Regions from separate parts of the Homo sapiens genome. Here region 2 is linked to region 1. Evidence: chromatin loops called from intact Hi-C (ENCODE). Cell type or tissue: ascending aorta. All regions are shown on one strand. Links, peaks and the distances in the headings refer to the core of each region. The heading gives the core; the rest is flanking DNA.

What was found. A loop is a pair of places that touch in the nucleus more often than their neighbours do. Peaks named below come from ENCODE experiments on the same cell type or tissue, not always from the same donor. Only the 100,000 strongest peaks of a DNase experiment are listed, where the experiment ranks them.
Region 2: a loop joins it to region 1, with 1.8 times the contacts of the local background. A loop is called at or near these places in 2 of 110 quality-filtered maps.

Annotation. Positions count from the first base shown.
Region 1 is chr11:11,158,991-11,167,989 of GRCh38, forward strand. LINC02752 (long intergenic non-protein coding RNA 2752) reads left to right here. Exons shown (of 8, transcript NR_187402.1): 4 at 8,833-8,999. Among named protein-coding and RNA genes, the nearest start is that of LINC02752, 48 kb to the left of the region's middle. In ascending aorta, for the core only: a CTCF peak has its summit at 4,425; no DNase peak of the experiment used is centred there.
Region 2 is chr11:11,209,869-11,218,867 of GRCh38, forward strand. No RefSeq gene overlaps it. Among named protein-coding and RNA genes, the nearest start is that of LINC02752, 99 kb to the left of the region's middle. In ascending aorta, for the core only: no CTCF peak of the experiment used is centred there; no DNase peak of the experiment used is centred there; H3K27ac peaks cover 1,667 bases.

The sequences.
Region 1 (8,999 bases), core at 267-8,266:
GTCAGGCTCCAGTGAGCCCAGAGACCTGGTTTTAGGGATGCACCTCCACCTATCAAACCCTGAGTGCTATACCTTCATGCCTCTAATTGTTTGGGTTTCTTCCAGTCCCAAAGGCAGTCATTCAAATATCTCTTTGACTTTTTAAGCCTTCCTGATTTCCAGAAGCTCAAGCACTGTATCTCTTTTCATGCCCAGAACCTGAAACTGCCTTTAACAGATTCTCTTTATTTTCTTTAAACTCCTAAAAATATTATTCCTGGTCAAGCAGCAATACTGTGCCCTCCTTCAAGCCAATGTGCAGGGGCAAGGGCACCCCAGGAGATGCTGGAGGAGTGGTTGCTTTTGACCTATGGAAGATGACTACCTGTAGCTGTGGGATTAGGATCCAGTAGGGTCATGATCACAGGGCCCAAAGAAAGGGACCCCCGGCCTTGAGCTCATAGCTTCTCACAATTTTAACTCATTACCACTGCAGCATCAAGGTTAGTATAAGGAGGTCAGTAAGGGGCCATTCTTCTCTTAAAACCTCAAGATTGTTTGCTAAACTTCTGCATGTTAAACCCTACTGGTTGTGGGTGGTATCCTCAGGTGACTCCCACAGATAGCTTAAACCCATTCTTCTTTGTAAAGTTTTGTGCTTTGTGTGTGTATGAGTGTGTGTATGTGTGTGTGGGCTATGGAGGTTGCTAACTGGCGGCCACCTTGCTGCCCTGGACATGGCTGATTGGATCAGGCCCTTTGTGTTGGACGAGAGGGAAGCCAGTCCCCACTAAACTGTATTGATGTGAAACCTATTAGCCTGACATTCAGTAAGAATGATCTGTATTGCATAACAATGAACAAAGTCAATCGAATCCTCACTTTTGGAAAGAGCAAATGCAAGGTATACACAATGGAGCAGGGTTTGCTTGAATTCAAGTTGCATCCTGAATGAATATGAACTATAGTTCTGGTTCCCTGTGAGAAGCCCTGGATAGTTAGGATGATGGCATCCCATGGTTCCAGCTGTAATAGCTTCCTATTGCTGCTGAAACACATGGCCACAGACTTGGTGGCTGAAAACAACACTAACATATTCTCTTACTGTTTTAGAGGTCAGAAGTCTAAAATCAAGGTGTCTGTGGGGCTGCTCTCATTCTGGAGGCTTTGGAGGACAATCTGGTTCCCTGCCTTTTTCAGCTTCTAGAGGACACCTGTGTTCCTTAGCCTGTGACCCTTTCCTCACGTCACTCCAACCTCTTGCCTCCATCACCACCTTCTTGTTTCTGTGGTCACATCTATTACTGTCTTTGACCCTGCCTCCTTCTTGAAAGGATCCTTGTGATTACATTGAGTCCATCAGGATAACAGGATACTCTCCCCATTTCAAGATCCTAATCACATCAGCAAAGTCCCTTTTGCCATATAAGGTAACATATTCACAGTGATAGCGATAGGAGGCAGCCAAATGCCTAGGCTGATAGGGGCAGGTCCCTGATGAAACCCCACTTTCAAGCCAAAAACAGCCTGAAGGCTGAAAGACTGGGCTGCTGGTCTCAGATGAAACCTGTGACCCACAGTAAGAACTTCTGTTCCTGTTTGCCTGCCCTTTCCTGACAGATTCTTTCTGAATAATGCCTTTTAACAAATTGAATGTTGCCTTTTCCAAGACTACCTATGGCCTGCCCCTTCCCCATTCTAAGCCCATAAGAAGCCCCCAACTCAGCCATATTAAGAAGACTTTCCTGCCTTTGGGTAGGGAGACCACCCCCGTGTCCCCTTTCCACTGAAAGCTGTTTCATCACTCAATAAATATCCCCATCTTGCTCACTCCTCAATTGTCAGCACATCCTCATTCTTCTTGGGTACAGGACAACAACTCAGGAACTGGTGTGCAAGCCAGACTACCTGGGCGGGCTGAGTGGGTGAGCCATCTCCTGCAGCAGGCAGTGTGGCTGAGTGAGGCCTAGGTGGGGCGTTGCCAACTGGAGGTCCTGGCTTGCAAAGTGACCAAGAGGAAAATCCTGCGTCAACAGCTTCTGAATTAGGATATGGAAGTCTTTGGCAGGGGGTAGGGGGGTCATTACTCAGGCTGACCATATGTGTTTTGCTATAAATTCTTGCAATAAGCCTGCATTTCTGATGGTAAGCATCTATCCAATTCTACGCTATTTGTGCTTCAATATATGTCCTGTGCACATCTCCTGTAAGGGACAGTCCATGTATTACATGAACAGACCCTCCTTGGCAATAGTTGGTAAATGGTCAATCTAATTTCTGGTTAATGACCTACTGAGTAATGACCCATTGACTTGCCATTTGCCAGTGACCCACTGGCTTGCCAATCATCAATCAGGTTCTGAAGAATCTGGATGTAGTGACACAGGCCTGTAGCCAATTGATGGTAGGCTCTTTAGACTAGGAGTGATCTAGAGTCAGGATTAGGAAAGCCATCCCATTAGAGAGCTGTGTACAATATTTGTAAGCAGAGGAAGCTGATTGATCAAGAGAAGCATGAAATAGAAATAGAATTAGAGAGCCCCTGTGGCCTTTGAGAGACTGAGATGACTAGATGCAAACCCTGCAGGGACTGGCTGTGCTTCCTTCCCTGCCCCTTTCATCTAAGGTCTTTCTGTGTCATTGTGATAACCTTCATCTCTGTGTTTTAGCCAGTCAGAGAGGAATTTGATTCTTTGCAAAGCAAACAGCTTCAAATAGAATATTCTTTTATTCCTTCACACGGAGACGGTAACTTACAAGACCCTTTAAAGCACAGATCCTCTGTTCAGCAGAAGTCTTCCAAAATGTCAGAAGACCAATGAAGAGAAGGTGGGATAGTTCCCCTGGGGTCCCCTTATATCCAGGGGCTTCAATTCCTATGCCCTGGTGGCTCTCATTTCCCACAGCTAGAACTACTGAAACTCTAAGGGCAGACCTGGCTTCTCCATCACTGATCAAGACAAGGAGTCACTTGACAATTTTCTCAGGGTTGAGTCACTGAAGAAAAACAACAACAACAAAACCCAAAAAACCACTCTCACATTCCTACACTCACCATGTTATCTCAGCCCAAAAGTCCAGACTTCTGCCTCACTCTCCCTGTGCTCAACTCTAGGTCAACCAGAACCATCTTCCTGGAGTGCCTTCTGCTGTCTGGACTCCCATTGCTGCAGCCCACCAGGTTCTAGCATCTTTCTAGCCATGCCTGGGCTTACCATGGCCTCTGGACATTGTGACTTGCACCTCTCAACCTCCTGGCAGGCTCCTCACTATCATGCCCCTGTTCTGCCAGGATGGGGGCTTCCTCTTGTTCCCCACCAGTAGCTATGAGTGTGAACTCCACTGCCTCACTCTCTTTGTAGTCCCTACCTGCCTGAGGATGACCCTTCAGAAAACACCTGTGAATGGACTAACGAACTGATTTTTGTTTAGCAGCATGCGTTTGTGCAGTGAAGTATTAATGGGGTCTGTGCTGCCTCCAGTGCCTTAGTTATCAGGGAAAAATTGAAGAAGACCTGAAACTGCTGAGGATTCAGCTGGCGATTTAATTTTCCCTAATTTTTCTACCTCTGGGGAAACAGGCAAATTAATGAGAAGCCACACCTCTCAACTTGGCTGCAACATATGAGCGGTTGTCCAGGGAATGCAGGTGTATGAGCTCAGCCACTGTGTCTTGTGGTACAGGGTCACTGAGGGTCCTGGGGCAGTTGTTCCCATTCTCCCTGCAGCTGGGCCCCAGGATCCAGGGCACATGGAGGGGAAACCCCTCCTGCATTCCTGGGGTGAGAGAGTCTGCCCGTTAGATCACCCCGCCAGCTTCAGTGTTTTTATTTCTTTCCCTCTTGTTGCTGCTTCTACTATGGAACTGATGTTGCTTCTCCATAACTACTGGGGGTGCCAGACAAGACCTGGGTGTGGAGAGAAGATCCCAAGGGACAATATGTTGGATTCCTGAGCCCAGCACATAGCACCAAGAGCTCCGCAGTTGGCCCTGCAGGCCGACAGCTCTAAGTCCCAGCTCCAGTCCTGTTGGTGAGGAGACCCGAGCAAGTCACTTATTCTTTCTGGCCCTCAGCTGATTGCTCTAGGTCCTGTGAGCTCTCAGGGTGCTTGCAGCCCTAATAATCTGTATTTTATTTGTTTTTCAAAGCATTGTGTAGCCTTCTGCGTTAAAGAGACTTGCAACTTCTATGGATTTTGCCACCAGACTTTCTGGTGAGGAAAATGTTTTGGAGAGAAGCCACATCTTTTCCTTCTGTTCTGAGGATGTTAACAAAGCAAGTCTTAAACATCATTACAAAGAGGCTTCCTTCCAGTTTCCTTCAGGGTCCTTCCTCCTTGGATTTGGAAAGAGTTTTATCCTCCCTTCGTCTCTCCTCCTGTCTTCTGGTATTCCCTCTGTCCCCCTCTTGGCAGCAGCGCCACATGCATCAGAGGGTGGGTGTTTCCTGCTTGTCCGTCAGCTTGGCCATGTGGCCCACATGTGGTATTGCAGGACATTCGACTCATTAAAAAGTCTTCATAAAGTTCCTGGACTCTTGATCTGGGAGGGAACAGGTTTCAGCCCTAGGCAGGCTGCTGGCTCCAACAGCTTCTCCTACCAGGTAACTGCTTCTGATTTCTCCAAGCAAAAATATAGAGCTATCCCCAAGGATCCCCCAACCCGTTAATACATTATTTTAGTGCTTCCCAAACTGGAGTTCAGAAAAAACTGTTCTTGTCTGGAGGATGTTAGCTGATATGCCAAAACATAAAATCTTCCACTTAAATCTATTCTTTTTTATTTAACCATGAAACAAAGTTAGTCATACATTTCTGCTCCAGAATTTCTCAGAACCTTTAAAATAACTCATTAGTGTGTCCTGGGAGTCTTCTGAAATGGGGATTAGTCTGTTGCACTTGCCAAGTTTATTTGGTCTTGGGACACTTTGTTTCTAGAGCTCTGATTAACATCTCCCTCAAATAGTGTTTAGTGAAACACATTTAGGAAAATGTTTTTCCATTATAAGATTTATCACACTGTATTGCAATGATTTATTCACATGTCTGCCTTCCTCACCAGGCTGCTATTTCCTAAAGGGCAAGAAATGTATTTTACTCATCTCTTTGTCTCTAGCACCTAGCACAGTGCTTTGTAGAGTTGGTCCCCTATGGAGCTCTTGCCAGGGTCACCAACAGCCCGGTCTCTGTTCTCGTCTTACACAAATTCCCAGCAGCGATGCACTGAGTTTGGCACTCCTTCCTAACCCTTTTCTCTTGGCTCCAGTGACACCACACTCTCCTGGTACTCTTCCACAACACTCAGGACTCCTTTGCAGTCCTTCTATTGAATCCTTCTCCCTCATCTGTTATGGAAATATCGAAGTGCCCAGGGCTCTATTTTTGGACAGTTCTGATGCTATGGCTACACTCTTTCCCCAGATGACCTCAAGCAGATCCATGGCATAAGAGACTTTCTATAGGCTGGTGATTATCATGCTTATGTTTCTAGACATGGCCTTTGAGTCGGACTCTTGTCTCACTACCTATTTGATATCTTCTCCTAGATGTTAATGTTTAACAAATCCACAACAAAGCTTTTGATTTACCCAGCAAACCTGTTCATCCTCCAGTCCTTCCTACATTAGTAAATAGCATTATCATCCACCCAGGGGCTTGCTTGTATCTAAACTCTAAAACACATTTGTCTTATTCTGTTTAGTATTGCTCTAAAGGAACACCTGAGGCTGGATAATTTGTGAAGAAAAAAGGTTTCTTTGGCTCATGGCTCTGCAGGCTGTACAGGAAGCATGGTGCCAGCATCTGCTTCTGGTGAGGGCTTCAGGCTGCTTCCACTCGTGATGGAAGGTAAGTGGAGCCAGCCTGTGCAGAGATCACATGGTGAAAGAGGAAGTAAGAGAGCGAGCCAGTGCCAGGCTGTTTTTAACATCCAGCTTTCATGGGAACTAATAGAGGACTCATTCATTACTGCCAGGACAGCACCAAGCTATTCATGAGGGATCTGCCCCCAAGACTCACATACCACCCATTAGGCCCCACCTCCAACATTGGGGATTCAATTTCAATGTGAGGTTTAGGGGACAAGCATCCAAGCTATAGCATCCTCCCAATTCTTTATCTTCCCTTTCAATGCACTGGCACATTCCACTAATACTATTTCTGTGATCACTGAGATTATTGTTTGCCAGATACTCACCCTCTTCCCCATCTCTCTGCAGAACATACTTTCCCACCCAATTGATTGTGAACCTGTTTAGGTGACTTGCTTTGGCCACTGGGATGTTAGCAGATGTGTCCAGAGCTGAATGTGTTTGGGAAGTGTGGTTTGGCATTGCATCCTGTGTCAGTTATCAACATATTACCTCTCGGCTACAATTCACCCTTTGTTGCTCCATCTGTGGAAATATCTAAAGGCCCTTTATGTCTTTTTCCTTTGCCAGCTGGGATAGTGTTCAACTTTGTTGTTGAGGGCCCTGGATGTGCTCCATCCCCTCTGCACACCTGCCCACCAGCCTGGGATGTCCTGCTCCCCAGAGGGTGGTTCTACGTGCCTGAGGGCCATGGAACAGCTCTGGGTTAGGAACCCAAGAGAACTTCTCGGCCATCGTATTTCTCTTGGACTATTCTGATAGCCTGTGAACTGGTCTCCTTTCTTCCATTCTTGCTACCCTGCAATAAATCCTGATCCCAACTGGTTAGTGATGTTTCAGTCATCATACATAAAGTTTTCATATATATCACGTTCTGATTCAGACTAATTTAGCTATTCTAGCATATTGATTCGTCTATTTGATTTTAGGTCCTTAACACAATATTTTCATTATGATATCTTTATAAAATATTTTTGTATCTGGTCCTCCTCACTGCTCTTCAACACACTTTTTCAGTGATTCTTTCCAGATGAATTTTAGAATCATTTTGTCATGTTCCCCAGATAACTCCAATATTATAAGTTCATTTGGGAAAATTAACATCTTTATGTTATTGAGTTTCTCCATATAAGGTATTTACACATTTATATTTAGTTAACTTCTTTTATATCCTCAATGAAACATTGTGATTTTCATTATCTAGGCCTTGCACTTTCTCTTTCTCTTTTATTTTCTCTTCTAGGCATTTAAGTCTTTGCTGTTACTGTGTGTGGGATTCTTTTCTCTTATATTCTTTAAATAATTACTGTTAGTATATTAAAAAGTTATTGATTTTTGCATGTTTACTCTGTAATGAATCACCTTATTGAATTCTTATTAATTCTATGTGTGTTCAATAGATTCTCTTGAGTTTCTTGGATACAAAACCATATTGACTATAAATAATGATAGTTTTTCTCTTCCTTTCCAATAACTATACAACTTACTTATGTTTTGTATCTCATTATGTCAACCAGAACTTCTATAATGATGTTAAATAATAATAGTGTTCCAGAAAATTTTTACATTCCCATGCAAAAAAAAATGAACATTGACACTTTTCTCATTCTATGTAAGCAAATTAAAATGAATCATAGACTAAATGTGGGAGCTAAAACTATAAAGCTTTTATAAGAAAGTGTAAGATAAAAAAATCTTTGTGTCCTTGGGTTAGGTAACATGTTTTGTAGATATGACACAAAAAGCATAAATCATGAAAGAATGATAAATCGAATGAAATTGAAACATTGATATATTGAATTTTATCAAAATGGAAACTTTGGCTTTTTGAAAGACACTTTTAAGAAAATGAAAAGACAAGCCACAGACTGGAAGAAACTATTTTCAAAACACAAATTTGACAAAGAACTTGTATTCAGGATATATAAGGAATCCTTACAACACAGTAAAAGGAAGACAAACAGCCAAATAAATAAATAAGTGAACAGTTTAAACATATACTTCACCAAAAAAAAAAAGATGTATTGGTGGGAAGTAGACACATGAGAAGATGCTCAAAATCATCAATCATTAGAAAAATAAAAATTAATGTCAAACCAAGATATCACTGTACATCCACTAGATGGTTAAAATTTAAAAACTGATAATAGCAAGTGCTGATGAGGATTCAGAACAACTGTAACTCACATGAAGTGTTGGTGGGAATGCAAAACAGCACAGCCACTTTAGAAAACAATTTGATAGTTTTTTATAAAGTTAAACGTTTATTTAATATGACCCAGCATTCCTACTTTTAGATATTTACCCAAGAAAAAAATTTGTATACACAAATGTTTATAGCAGATTTATTGATAATAATCCCAAACTGAAAGCAATACAAATATTCATCAATCATGGAATAGATAAACAAATTTTGGAATATTTATACAATGAAATATCATTCATGCAACAACATGGATGAATCTCAAAAAACAGTTTGCTGAGTGAAAGAAGCAGGACTCAGAAGGCTACCATCTGACTTTATTTATATGGCATTCTGGAGGAGGCCAAATTATAGAGATAGAAATCAGATCAGTGGTTTCCAGAGCTGGGGTGGAAGAGGACATTAACTATAAAGGAACTTGCGAGAAATTTTTGGGGTGATGGATGCTCTGTGTATTGAATATCATGGTGCTTCAACGATGGCATTTATTTGCTGAAATTATCAAATTGTACAGTTTAAGTGAATACATTTTATTGTGTGCAAATTGTACCTCAGTAAACCTGACTTTTAAAAAAGAAATATGCAGTCAACAAAAATTCTTGTTTTGTTCTTTGTTTTAATAGGAATGACATTATGTATTACTTCTGGCCACAGGTTTTAAAAAATAAGATGTTCTTTATTATGTTAAAGAAATAACCTTCTGTGTCTTTAAGATTTCTTAGTTGCCTGCAACAGAAACTGATTCTGGCTGATTTAAGCAAAAAAGAAATTTGTTGGCAGGATTCTGGATGGTTTAGAGAATCACCAGGAAGTCAGGAACAAAGAGTTCCTGGGCAGCTGGCACCACAGTGCAGATCATGACATGGAACACAGAGGAATGGCTGCTGCCATCTTTGACCATGGGATGCCACATCTCGAAACACCAACTCTGCTGGTCCCCAGAGCCC
Region 2 (8,999 bases), core at 756-8,755, 51 kb after region 1:
GTTCGCTTTACCCAAATTAACTGATTTAGTCCTCATGAGGCTATAAGGTAGGTATGATGATTATCTTCTTTCGGAAAACAGCCAAAGTGAGGAGCTGTGCTATTCAATAGTAACTTGCTAATATTCTCACATCTAGTGGCTGGCAGGCTGAGATTTGAACCATGGGAGACTGGCCCCTGCGTCCAGCCTCATTACCACCATGCTACACCAGCCACAGTGCAGGGTCTGTGTGAGAAGAACAACATGGTTGACATAGACAAGAAAACAGTGCAGGGGAGAGACACTTTGCTAATAAACTGAGGTGGTGCTCAGTCACCCACATAACATGTAACTGGGAGGATCCAAGGTGACTTCAACCCCAAAGACCCAGCACAGGCAGGAACAGTCCTGGCATGCTCTGCTGCAGCAGATTCTGGTCCTGGGGTTTCCTGGGCGATTGACTTCTCTTCCAGGGCTACCATCCTGACATCATTAATCCAGGCCCTGTGTGGCTCTCATAAGGTTCATTCACATGCATATTAGATAATACCTGTTAGTGATGCCCATTAATTAAGCAGAGCAAGTTGTTTATAATTAACTTGAGAAATTTATGGCTTCAGAACACAATACAGGAGCTGATATAAACACATTAAGTGCCTACAGCAATGCCAAGTTTAATTGCTTTCAAGAAGAATCATTGATATTAATGCCGCAGCCATCGCTAGCCATGTTTGACAGCAGCTTGTAAATTCTTCAGTCCTATGAGCCAACAACACCCCAGGTTATTTGGAATGGGAAACATCAACCCTGGCAAACTGTTCATGATACAGTGCTAAGTGAAAAAAGTAGGCTTGAAAACTGTATGCGGTGCCTTTCCAATTTAGTGAAAAATATTTTTTTGTATATGTATTTCCTCCTACTCTGACATATATACATATTTTTATGAATATGTATAAGTATAAATATATTTCCTTTTAGTACAAGAAATACAAAAAATGAAAAAATTACATATGATGTACATATAAAAAATACATAAATAAGTGACAGTGGGTTTTTCCCATCTGATGGAATTACTTACTATTTTAATATTTTCTTTATGACTTTTTATATTTTCCAAAAATTTTATAGGAAGAATTTATTACTTTATGCCAAGAAAAAAGTGAAGGGTTAAAGGATAGAAAAAGAAAAGGAAAAAAAGAATAGATTTTTCTTTTCCAAGCAAATTGCTTTTTGAAAGGTAAGCAGACCCTTCTGTAATAATTGTATGTGCTACTTGGTTGGCATTTTAAGATGCTTTTTATTTTTGTAAAATAAAATTTTGAAAATAGCAAAGTAAATGCATCATTTTCACAAACGTGATTCTCATTGTGGGGCTATGCCTGCGCTCGTTGTACAATTAGGGAAGAAATGCAGCACCCTTCAATTTTTAAAAATATCAGCTCCCGAAAATACTGCAAGAGGCCGTTGGCAGAACTCCCATACTGCGGGTGCCTGCATGTTCAGGATAAAACATAACAGCCAGTCATTCTGGACAAGGATGAATTCTCAAAGGACTCATTGAATAAACCTCCTGTTGACAAGCCTGTATACTTAGAAGAGGGGTGAGAACCCATCCTTGCCAAATGATTCATCTTCCCAAAATGTCACAAGTGAAGAAAAGGGACATTTAGCTAAAAGCTGCAAATGCCCTTTCAGAAAATGCACTCCCAGAATGTCAGAGGTATCCGACCCAACCTGCTCCTTCCCCAGCCAAGAGGAAGTGCTGAGATCCCGTGGGGTCACTTGCTAGCCAGAGACAGTGCTCACTCTGAACACAGATAGGCTCCCCTTTTTGTTAACATTTAATGAACACCACTGACTCTGTGTCAGACAGTGGCCTCTTAGGCTCTTCTTAATAAAGATTTGTAAGCCCATGGTCTGGTGGTCCTTAAAGCATAGTCACTAGAATACTCATTTTGTTAGGTGCTCCTTGAAAATTCTCCCATCCGTTAAGTTTGGGAAACCCTGATTGTTCTTGCCACTCTTGGAGATTCCTAATGGTATCAGCTTATCAAAGTCTTGGAGGAGTCCCACAGTAAAGGAACTTGCTTATCTTTGTTTGATGTAGTGTTTCCCAGACTCATTTGAGCACAGAATGCTTTTGGTTCTGTAACATCTCTCAACATGTTAAACTAGTGTTCCTCAAAAGACAGTGGGACAAGTCAGCAATTCATTTAGTTTGAAGATGCAGAACAACTAAATTTGGAGCTGTACCAGCTGGGCAAGTTATTTCATCCATGTGGCATGCTGCCAGGCACAGGGTAAACCCTGAACAAACATTGGTTTGATTAGTTGAATCAGAGGAGACAATTAAAACCCAAATCAGTGAAGTAATGAGCTCAATTGCAAACTCACAATCCAGGCCATTTTATTTTTATAACACATGCCAACATTCCAACATTAAAGTAAAAATGCTATCTGTAAATCTTTATTCATTCAACAGTGAGTTCACTCTCTTACTTGAATTAGAAACATAGAACTGTGGACCTGGATCATCCAATCTACCCCTCACTTTACAGGTGAAACTGATGCTTACTTAAGCCACATGATTTGTCTGAGGTCACAGACTATTAAGGGGGTCCAGGATTTAAGTCTTGCAAGTCTAAATTTGGGTAATTCTCAGTCTCTGACCTCCCACCCATGCTCTCATTACCCTCCACACTGCCACTCTGAGGTGACATAATGCAGCGAAACCAACAGGACATTCAAAATGAGGCAGATTTGGATTTAAACTCTGGCTCTTCAAACCAGCAGCAGAGTGACATTGGGCAAGTGGCCTAACCTCTTTGTGCCTCAGTTTCTCCATCTGTTAAATGGGAATCATAACTCACTTCACGAGCTATTGAGAAGATAGAATGAGATAATGCATGAAAAAGATCACTGTCCTAAACTCAGTGGGTGTGGGAGAAATTTTATCCCCTTGTTTCATACTATTTTGAAGAGCTCTTGATTCCTTTTTCTCCTCAGAATGAAAACCCAAGTTTTCTCTGTAGCTGTTTGTCACTCTGGATGGTCCTTTATATTTGAACAACAAGAACCTTTCAATATCAATAGAAGGAAACAGAATTAATAAGTGAATTGCTTGTTGATGAAAAAATAATGTTGAATTCTAAGGGTGTGAGACCGAGAAAAAGAGAATGTGTGACTTATCCCACCCTGGGCTCTGTTTTCCAACAGGGCTTGTAGATATAGAAAGCAGGTCACCTCATATGGAGGGACCAAGAGCCATCTTTTGACTGTTACCTTGTCGTTTGCTCTAGCCCAGTGGGACAGCCTTACTAATGGGTTCTAACGTGGACATAGGCAGGGCCACTGGTGCAGGCAGCAGTGCATTTCCCTAGAAGAGTCATTAATTTAAGGCTGGCAGAGGGCTTGCTTCTCCTGAGAGCCAGGCAAGACTTGGAGCATTTTGCAGACAGCTGGGCCATGAGCAGGCCTTACCAAACTCTCTGGCTACAGCACAAGAAGCATTTATTTATCTGGCTCCTTTGAGACAGGCATCTTACTTTCGACATGCAAAGAGGCAGCCTCCCCTCCACAGTCCCCTTGTCATCCCACCCTCTCCATGCCTTTACTCCAGGCCTCATCTCTCATTCGGTCCATTGTGCCAACCTCTTAACTGGCCTTCCACCTCCTATCTAGCCCCTTTCCTGTTGATTCTCTGCAGCCAGAGCCATTTTTCCAACTGCTGACCTGCCACCAATGGCTTCCTATGGTTTCTAGAAAAAAGTCCAGAGACCTTACTCTGACATTTGGGATTCTCCAAATCTGGCCAGTGTTCCTTTAGCCTTACTGGAAATTCCTCTCATATGTGCCTCCTTTCCTCCAATCATACTGAGCTTCTTGACATTTTTTTTTTCTATTTCATACCCTGTTATTTTAAGTCTCTAAGTCATTGCAGTGGCTATTTTTTCTGAGTGGCATTTTCCCCTTCTTCTTCATATTCAATACTCAGTTCAAATGTCATCTCTTTGATTTATTCTTCTTATACTCCCTAAAATTAATCATCCTCTCCCTTGGATTGTCACACCACTCTCTTCATACTCTTTATGAACAATTGTAAAAATTTCCATTTCCCTCTCCAGATTATGAGCTCCTTTGGTGCTGGGCCTGTGTTTATTCATTTCATCATTCCCTGTGCCCAGCTCAGTGACTGCTCAATAAAGGAATGGATTAGTGGATGGATGGGTGGATGGATGAGTAGATGAATGGATGGAAGAAAGGAGGAAAAGAAGGAATAAAGGAAGGAAGGAAGGGAAGGAATGTGGGAGGGAGGGAAGAAGGGAGGGAGAAAGGATTAGTGAGTGACTATGTAGATATGGTAGAGAGAATGTATCCCACATAGATTTAAATGCTGGAGTACAGTTAAGAACAACAGTTTTGACTGCAGTGGGGAGGTTGCAGCTGATGTTGTGATAAAACAAAAGGAAGTTGAAATATAAAATAGAAAAGCAAGCTTGTTTCTTCCCCCTGGAGAGCTCTGGGCTTTGGAGAAGTCATAGGAATCACAGAGGAAAAAGAGAAAAGGAAGTCATTCTCTCCCTGCCAAGACTCAGGGGACAGAAAGCAAGGAAGGAATCAGGCTGGAAGAAAACCATTGCAACAGAGAGGGTGAGTAAAAGTCTAAACCACAGAGACAAATTGTGCATTTTGCTACCCAAGTCACAAATATTCTCCTCTAGCACCGATAAGTGCTCTGGAGAACTCCTTGTGTCTAAGCATCACTGAGAGAGAATTCTGTGATTTCCATAGAAGCAAGTTACACCTGTGGGTGCAGGTAACATTGGTTGATTAATTTGTTTGTTAATATCTTTCTCAAACACTGACTGTTTGCAAGTGGGAGCTCTGGGTTGAGTGGAAGGCCTTTCTCCTCACACGAATGGAGCTTTGAGCTGAGAGAAGCAACCCATCTTCCCTGACAGTAGGACCTGAAGAGTCGAACACAACACTGTAACTGTGCTTCACTCATCCACCTGGAATACTAGGTATTGAGACACTGAGAGTGGAGATCTCACTCCAATTCTAAAGAATTAAAACAATAAAATGGGACTTGAGACAAGGAATTTATTTACAAAGTGTTTCCTGGCTATTGAGAGAGGGACATGCTTGGGCCAGACAGATTCGGTAGCTAAAGGACTTAGGTGTTTTGGATCTGTAATTAAGAGACCCAACACAAACCCTAATTTCCAGCCTTTCAGATCTGGGAGGAAAGGGATTTTGATAAAGACCCCTGGCCTCTTTATTGTAGAATTCATTAGTTCAACTAAACACTTATGAAACATTAACTGTTTGCCAAGAATTGATTAGGGCACTGGGAGCCCCTGCTCTCGGGGAGCCCTGTGGGAGAAGGGTGTGCCAACAGCCAGTGTCATGTCATGTGGCCAGGGCTCTGATGAGGGTATGGATGCCAGCAGCTGGGGCGCACGGGGTGAGATGAGGGTGTGTGCCTCATATTATGTGGGAAATCATTAAAGGCTTCACAAAGGAGGAAGGCTTAGGAGGAGGAGAGTTTACCAGAGGAACAAGAGGAAAAGGGTGTTCCAGGCAGATGGATTAGAGGCTGGGGGAAGATCAGCACAAAAAGACCAGTAGGGAGTGTGGAAACAATCTGGATGTGAGATGCTGGGAGGAAGTGTACTGGAATGATTGCAGCAGGAGTGGAGAGAGGAGGACGGATTGGAAATACTTTTAGGAGATGGAATTGGCTGGGCTGGATGATTGATGGGATGTGAGATATGGCCCAGGCAGAGTCAAGGATGGACTTTTGTTTCCAACTTGCATGACACTTGCACAGTGATGGGAAACCAGTGCGGAGGATCAGACTTAGGGGCAATACAGAGAATGCAGATTTGAGTGTGTGAGTTTGCTGAGTCTTGGAGGACCTTCAGGAGGAAGTAGCAGGATAAATTGATCTGGAGTTGAGGACAAAGGGCAAAATGGAGACACAGGCTTGGGAGTAATCCATGGGCAGATGACAGCCATTGGGAAATACGTCAGGCTCTGATGATGTCCTGTGAGGTCAGCAACCACGAGTGGGGAGGTTGCAAGGCCTGGCGCACAAAAGCCTTCGTTTCTGCTGGTCCATTTCTTCAAGTGTGTGTTTGTCAGGCCACCCTGCTGCCATTGCCACTGCTGTCACCCACCTCCCCTGCCTCTTGCTGCCCTGGCCCATCCCTACTCTGAGTGGCCACAGCATAGTCAGAGCCGAAAGATAAAAAGATGGCAAACAGAGCTCAGGTGGCCAGTGTCAGCATTGCAATGGCAATGCAGAGGAGCTCAGGCAGCCTGAACAATGGGGCCACTGTGTCACAGGCCTCCTGGGTGGAGGGGCTAGAAGTGGCCTGCTGCCAACTGCTGAAGGAGGTTTCTTCTGTCATTGAGGCGTTCAGCATGGCAGGATTTCTGAACTGGAGAAAGAATGAGTCCTTCACCATGGGTCTGAGGGCTGCAGGTGGCTTTTCCCATGTATTGTTTCAAAACACACTGTGGGCAAAGTGTGGCAGGAGAGAAGCCAGCCTGCTTCCTGCATCCTCTCTTCATGGGTTTCATTTCACTCTCCACAGGAAGACCCAGGCAGCAAGGGCTGGGGGCTTCTGTGCCAGGAGTTGTGGGCCCAGAAAAGGCTGGCACTAGGGGAGCGGGGGACCCAAGGGACATTTGCACTGAATCCTGATGGCCCTGCCTCTCTAAGATTCAAGATGCTCCCATCTTCTGGGTGTCCAAAGCCGAGGTGGCAGGAGGGAGGCCTGGGCATGTGAAGTGGAAGCCTGTGCCCTCATCCTTCCTTCAGCTTTCCCACAAGGGGGACCACTAAGGCCAGCCCTGGGAGGTGTGATTTCCAGCCCCTGCCTCTGTATGTGGAGCATAGATTCCTTAAAGCAATTTCAGATGTGTGTTCGTCAGACTGAATCAGTTTTCTTTGTTCAACTTCAGACACATTGCCTACTACTTCTTGGAAGAGATTGTTGCTTGAGAAGAAAAACTACTTCAGTTAGGAACAAGCTTTGCTAAGATTTGTTGAATTTACCTGTCCTAAAAAACAAAAACAAACAAAACACACACACACACACACACACACACAACTAGCTATGGATGACAACTCCTTTGGCATCTCCCAGGCAGGTAAGGCACACCGAGCCTAAGGGACATGCCTCTGGTCCCTGCTGGTGATTGTCAGAGCAGGCCACTGAACGCTGTTAACCACTGTGATGGTTAATACTGAGTGTCAACCGTATTGTTCCTTCAAGAATTTAGGGTGTGTGTGCCTTCACTCACCCCACCTTCTATTCACCCCACCATGAACCTTAAAGACACAGGCACCCACATATCCCACAGAGGATACAATGGCCTAGAATTGTCTATTGGCCTGGCCAGGATGGGCTCTGGGGGCTGGACCAGGTGGAAGGCAGGATAGAGGCTGATTGTATTAGTCAGGGTTCTCTAAAGGGACAAGACTAATAGATAGATGTATATATGAAGGGGAGTTTATTAAGGAGTGTTGACTCACGATAACAAAGTGAAGTCCCACAATAGGCCATCTGCAAGTGGAGGAGCAAGGAAGCCAGTCCAAATCCCCAAACCTCAAAAGTCGTAGGGAAGCCAAGAGGTCAGCCTTCTGTCTGTGGCTGAAGGCCTAAGAGCCCCTGGAAAACCACTGGTGTTAGTCCAACAGTCCCAAAGCTGAAGAGCTTAGAGTCCGATGTTCGAGGGCAGGAAGAATCCAGCATGGGAGAAAGATGAAAGCCGGAAGACTCAGCCAGTCTAGTCCTTCCGTGTCTTTCTGCCTGCTTTATCCTAGCAGTGCTGGCAGCTGATTAGATTGTGCTCACCTAGATTGAGGGTGGGTCTGCCTCTCCCAGTCCATTGACTCAAATGTTGATATCCTTTGGCAACACTCTCACAGGCACACACACCCTCAATACTTGAAGGAACAGTACGGTTGACACTCAGTATTAACCATCACAGTGGTTAAGAGCGTTCAGTGGCCTGCTCTGACAATCACCAGCAGGGACCAGAGGCATGTCCCTGAGGCTCGGTGTGCCTTACCTGTCTGGGAGATGCCAAAGGAGTTGTTATCCATAGCTAGTTGTGTGTGTGTGTATGGTTTCTTTTTTTTTTTTTTTTTTTTTTTAAGGACAGGTATATTCAACAAACCTGGGGTAAAGCAGGTGGATCTACTTCCTGTCTACACACACCCTCCTGCCTCCCTGCACCACACATACACACAGTCAGAAGCTGCCACCATTGGGCTCCCTTAACAAGTAGGGCTCCAGAGTACAATACAAGTTAAAATCTAAGATCGAGGAGGGGCAGCTTTTATGGGCTCTTACTGTGGGGCAGACACTTTGCTGTGGTATTTTACACCTTATTTATCTTTCGCAGAATTCTCTGCAGGGCAAGGATTCAGAGAGGCGAAGCTACTTGCCCAGAGTCACTCAGCTAGTAAGTGGTGGAGCCAGGATTTAAACTGTTCACTTAAGTGAACAGTTGAGGTCTGGTTCCCAGTGATAGCCTCTTGCTGTCTCCCCATGCTGCCTCTGACAGAGCGTGACCACAACTGTGCACTTTGTCTTTGTCTGACCTCCTGCAGTCTTGGCTCCAGCCACACCTGTGTTTATCTGGCTGACTTGCTTTCAGCGCAAGCAAGATTTCTAATGTTCTCTCTTCCTTCTTGGATTCCTGTCACTCTTAGTTTTCAAGTCAGCTCAGTATCCAGAGTGTTGTCCTCAGAACTCCCCCTTTAGCTAACTCCCTGTCCCGTACCGTTTCTGATGAACTGGTGATTTCTCTGACTCTGTCTTAGACATTATGTTCACTTTCCACTTTCCAGCTACCAGTTCTCCACTTAGTTCAGGGTCATATTCACAACTGTCCTCTCCATCTCCAGCTGGAGGAAGCTGGCACTTACCCAGGGGCTGACCTGGCAAGTGTCTCAAGTCTGTGTCCTGTGTGGGTTTAGGACACAAGTCAGCTACCAATGG